Regions from separate parts of the Mus musculus genome. Here region 2 is linked to region 1. A link is a contact called in ENCODE Hi-C or POLR2A ChIA-PET data. All regions are on one chromosome and are shown on one strand. The core of a region is the stretch at or near the end of the contact, and the rest is flanking DNA. Distances in the headings are between cores, read along the strand shown. Region 1 holds the start of Slc12a6 (solute carrier family 12, member 6). Region 2 holds the start of Arhgap11a (Rho GTPase activating protein 11A).

Evidence for each region. A loop is a pair of places that touch in the nucleus more often than their neighbours do. ChIA-PET counts read pairs that join two places held with the same protein, here RNA polymerase II (POLR2A).
Region 2: a loop to region 1 is called in a map of v-Abl transformed pro-B cells, with 5 times the contacts of the local background. The contact joins the promoter of Arhgap11a here to the promoter of Slc12a6 in region 1. A Hi-C loop is called at or near these places in 1 of 37 maps with a recorded cell type or tissue (v-Abl transformed pro-B cells). POLR2A ChIA-PET finds 5 or more read pairs at or near these places in 1 of 5 experiments (embryonic stem cell).

Annotation. Positions count from the first base shown.
Region 1 is chr2:112,264,902-112,267,601 of GRCm38, forward strand. Slc12a6 (solute carrier family 12, member 6) reads left to right here and starts at 1,413. Exons shown (of 25, transcript NM_133649.2): 1 at 1,413-2,191. The coding sequence starts at 1,921.
Region 2 is chr2:113,847,356-113,850,055 of GRCm38, forward strand. Arhgap11a (Rho GTPase activating protein 11A) reads right to left here and starts at 1,306. Exons shown (of 12, transcript NM_181416.3): 1 at 606-1,306. The coding sequence starts at 734.

The DNA.
Region 1 (2,700 bases), core at 163-2,662:
CAGAGCAGTAAACGCTGTTAACCACTGAGGGTCTAGCCTCCTGCTCCATTATTAAGTCCACTGATTTGCAACTAGGAGGAAAGGAAAGGTCTCAGGAAAGGCTCCAGTGAGTTTCTGCATTTTGATCAAACTTTCAGAGCGTTTTCAAGTAAAACATGGTTGAACTGAAAGTTATTAAAACACCTTGACGAATTAAATAAACATTCTAGTGTTAATAAAGTGGGTCAAATCCTGGAAATGTTGCAGAGCAGATATCCCAATGTCTTCTCCATGTCTGTATAAGTTCTCTTTAATGGAAATTTAAGCCTGGCTTGCAGTTTCAAAAGGATATGAACAAGAAAGGGGAAAGTAGCCCATAATGATGAACAAGATACAGGTGTCTTAGAAAAGACAACTGAATTTTTACAGAGGTCACATCTAAGGTAACTAGATACCGTAATGGGAGGTTTGGGTGCCATAGAGTTAAGGTTTCCAGAGAGCTTTTAGAGATGACCCTTGCGGTTCGCGGGTCAGTGTTCACTGAGTGCCTCTAAGCAGCATACTGAGTACGTGGAGCACAGGTGAGGAAAAAGCAGCTCGCCACACGCGTTCAGACCCTAGGGCGGACTACAGTTCCCGTCGTGCTCCACGTGAGAGTCGCCGGTCCGCGCAGGCGTGGTGCCCTCTGTCTCCCGCGCTGCATGCTCCGGGCGGGGCTGCTGTTGCCCGGCCGCAGGACGGCGCCGCCCTCTAGCTCCCCAGACTTCTCCGGACGGTTAACCTCGAATGAGGAACGAGAGGGGCGGAAAGGGGAGGGCTGCGGCGGCGCGGGCACAGCCCGCCGCGCCCGGGGCGGGGGGCGGCGAGGTCACGTAACGGCCTCGGGCGTCTGCCGGGGAGGGGGCCTCCTGCGCGCCGCGGCTCCGGAACGGTTAGCGGCTAGTAAACAACAGCTGCGCGCGCACCCGCATCAGCTGGCGCGGGCTCCCGCACCTGCGACCTCCTCCGTAGCCGGGACCAGCCTGCCTGGCCGTCTTCTCCCTCCGCCGAGACCCAAGGAAAGCCGGCGAGAGGCTAACGGGCCCCGGGAGGAAAGCGCGTCCTGTCACACGCAGTGCAAACACGGCGAGCGGTCGTGGGCTTGAGGGACTCGCCACGACCTGCCACGACCCTGCAGTGGGAGCTGCCCTGATCCGCTAGCCGCCGCCTCCAGCTCCTTTGCCAGGACGAGACCTCTGGGAGGCAGGAATCCACTCTGCTTCGGCATCCTCTCGTGGCTCTCCTCTTTCTCCTTCCTGTAGTGTGGGGGTATTTTCCCGTTATGCATGCGCATCTCTCCCACCAGACCCAAGTGGATTATCGACCTCAAAAACATCGGGTGGCTCAGCACACACCTCCTCCCAGCCAGACCTGTGGGGTATTCACCTGATACACAACAGGTGGCTGGTGCACACCTTTGCGCAATCTGATCCACGCTCTTATACGCCTGATAAGGGTGGGCCTGCATGCTCCGTCCTCAGCTAGAACCGTGGGACACTCGGCAGATAAAGGACTAACTACCTCATCCGGACCCTGGGGGTTGAGCAGAGGGAGGCGTCACCAGCTGCTGTGAGATCATGGCACGGAGCCCTCAGCCCTGGACCAGGGGAGATAGCTAGGATTCTGAAAGAACCAAGTTATACAGGATTAGCATCGTTTTGTTCTTATTTTGTTTTCTCGAAAATTATTTTTCAGTTACTGGTGGGGCACTTTATAAAACAGCTGGCTTGAATTCTATACACGGATTCTTAATTGGGCCTTTGTGGGCTGTAAATCAGGGTAATTGAGGGTTTTTGGTTTTTTTTCCCCTTCTATTTTTGCAATCAGAAGTAGCTAGTGTAGGAGGAAGAGTTTTTGTGAGCTTTTCCTTTTTTCTTTGTCAAAAAGGAAAGGGGGGGGAAAATGCATCCACCAGAAGCCACCACCAAGATGTCCTCAGTTCGGTTCATGGTGACACCAACTAAGATTGATGACATTCCAGGTTTGTCAGACACCAGCCCGGACCTCAGCTCTCGGTCTAGTTCTCGAGTAAGATTTAGCTCCCGAGAAAGTGTGCCAGAAACAAGCCGTAGTGAGCCTATGAGCGAACTGTCTGGGGCTACTACTTCTCTGGCAACTGTTGCCCTAGATCCTTCCAGTGACCGGACTTCTAATCCCCAGGATGTTACGGAGGGTAAGTAGAGACTCAGAGAGCCGGGTGTTTCAACCCTTGGGTTGTCCATGTTGGCTAACTACCCTAATTTTATAATCATAAATTAAGGCCCACGTTTCTGTGATGCTTACGAGTGTGGGAATAATAGCGACAGTTAGTAGGTCACTGCAGTAGTCTTTTTGGCGTGGGAAAGTAGCTGGCAAGAGGGCAAGGAAATGTCTATTTTGGTTTCCTTATTTCTGTCTTATTTCTAATTAAAATGACTATTTTTAAAAAATTAAATCTTTTACAACACACAAAAAAAGTTCTAAACTAAAATTTTAATGGGCTGGATATGCGCTTTCTAGAGAGCTTTGGGGCTTTGACTCCTAAGTCAGCGTTTAAGGCAGGTTGTTACATCTTGTGTCTTACTGGATTCTTTTGCAGATTCAGTTGGGTGTCATAAAATTATTTTTTGAAATTTATGTTTTTATAGAGTATTTAAAGTAACTGAATTCACTCAAGGAAGTGGTACTCTCTTGAAAGAATGG
Region 2 (2,700 bases), core at 56-2,555, 1.6 Mb after region 1:
GCATGGGTCCAACAGTGCACACACACAAAAGTAACTGGGGAGCAGGGGGTGGAGGTGAGGATCCTGAGACTTTAGCAAAAGTGAGTGATTAAAACAACACAAAACAAAAAACTTCAACCAACTCTGGTTTCTCAATTTGCTTGTTAAAAAAACAGCTTTGTTTTGTCAAGGACAAATGTTGATGTTGGGTGGGTAATGTCTACTCTGCTAAAGAGATCAGAAACTGCGAAAATGTCGGGCAGCAGGCCTCTTCGTAAATTGCTGGATACAGAAGGATCCTATGAAGCCTATTTCTAAACTTGGCCTGACTGTCTCCCTAATGATTCGTTTGAAATGTTCTGACTGCCCACCCCAGCCTGACAGGATAGTGTGTTCCCCTCCCCCACATACTGCTTGTTTAAAACACGACAGATTACCAGATCGGTGGCACAGTATTTAAGTAGGGAGCCTGGTATCCTATTCCTAGCACTGTAAAACAAAACAAAAACCCACGGCAACATAGGGAGGCACGTCTGATCATCACCACCGAGACTGCATTCTAACCACGTGTCTTTCTTATCCAGAATAAAATGGGTATGCCCTTGTCCCAACACGTTGTAACTTACCTTTATTTCCGTAGCTGCAGTTTCATGTCTCCTGCGATCGCACTGACCGCGGCCACCCTTGACCTTAATGCCATAGACAGCTCGAAGCTGCTGCAGCAGGGCCAATCTGACCAGTCTCTGATCCCACATCCCGAACACGTCGCCTACTCTCCGAGGCCGACTCCGGGTCCTGACTTTCTTTGCCACCAACCAACTCTTCCACTTGCCAAACGCCCTCAGGCTCGCTCTGCTCCGCTGCCTTCCAGCCACCTCTGGCACTCTTCCTCCACTTTCCCTCGATCCACTTACACAGACCTTCTTCTCTCGCGCCTCTCTTCACTCTTGTTTCACTTCCACCAGCCTTCTTTCCGGGTCGCTCAGCCCTGTCAGTTACTTCCACAAACTTCCCTTTTTTCTGACTCTTCCGTTTCCCCAGACTAACGCCTGCAGCTAGTTTCTCGCTTCCGGACACTTCCACTTATCCTCTTCCCCGCAGGGTGGCCTTCCCCGCTCTGATTTCTTGAGATGGAAATGCAACCTTAAGCTACTCCCTCCAGCCGGGCCAGCCGGCTGCTCAGGGATCCCCAGTCCCGGTCCCTGCCCGGGCTGGTCCCCGCCGTCACCCCGTCTCACACGCAGCCTTTCCCCTAGCCCATCAGCCTTGCCTGTGGCCCCGGCCCGCTAAAGCTTAGTGACTCGGCTCCGCCAGCGCCCCACCTTCTCGGCACACATCAGACCCGACGCGACCGCACCTGAGCAGTGGCTCAAATGCCAGCGCCAAACAGCGCTCCGCATCCGATTGGCCCGCTCCTGTTTTCAAAATGAGGACCCTTTGGGGTGGCCAGGAGCTGCCTGTCTAAAAGGTTCCGGCAAAGCCGAAAGCACAGCGAGCGTTGAGATCAGGGTTAAGAAATGTGAAGAGAGTGAGTTCCTCTTTCTCTTTGCCTATTTCTTTGGAAGAAAAATGTCAAAAACGTGTTCAAATATGTTTGCTTTGCTCTTCGGACAATATACTTCGGAGATCCGAATAGACAGCTCATAACCTCCCCCCACTTCCGCCCTTTCATTTCTCCACTAAAGCTAAAGGTCCCGTCATAGGGAAAACCGATTCTACGGAAGGCGGGAGGAGTCAAGTTTAGTTATGAATCACAAACGCCGTTTGTTGTTGTTGTTGTTGTTGTTTGTTTTGTTTTGTTTTTGAGACCCGGACCCAAGGTCTTAGAAGGGAATTGGAACTGTGAGCCATTGGTCCTTCTTTGGGAGACTGGTGGTATTATTAAATTTTCTTACATAAGGTAATTAAGGTAATTAAGCACAACAAAGATGACTTGTCACGAGAGAGTAGTGGAGGAATACGGAGCTGTAGGAGGCAGCTGCAGCAATAGTTTACCTCTGTGGGACTTGGTTAAAGGACCAGAAGTCCTGTTTGCCATTGCCATTACTGAAACCTCAGCTGTCTGATTTAAATGCATGACATCACCTTCTCCTCTTGTTTCCCAGAGCTGCCTTTCCTTTTCCAAACACCAGTAATCCTACTCTCTCTCTCTCTCTCTCTCTCTCTCTCTCTCTCTCTCTCTCTCTCTCTCTCTTTCTCTCTCTCTCTCACACACACACACACATGAGAGAGAGAGAGAGAGAGAGAGAGAGAGAGAGAGAGAGAGAATGTGTATGCATTCAGTCATAACTATAAAAATAACTTATGTTGTGTATATCCTTCTCTAGGCCACGTTGTTCTGGTTCTTCGATGGCTAAGAATTCCTTTTAAGGTGCTTAGGTTAGCTTTTGAATATTAAATAGTGCTTTCTATTTACATCCATGTATGTATGCACTGGATAGTTTTTATGTCACCTTGACACAAGCTAAAATTATCTGAAGGGAGGGAACCTCAAGTGAGGAAAATGCCACACGTTCCAGCTGTAGGGTATTTTCTTACTAAGTAATTGATGGGGAAGACCCATCCCATTGTGAGTGGTGCCATCCATGGGCAAGTGGTTTTCGGTTTTGTAAGAAATCAGTTTGAGAAGGCTATAATGAGTAAATCAGGAAGTAGCACTCCTCCATGGCCTCTGCATCAGTTATTGCTTTCAGGTTCCTGTCCTGTTTGAGTTCCTTTCCT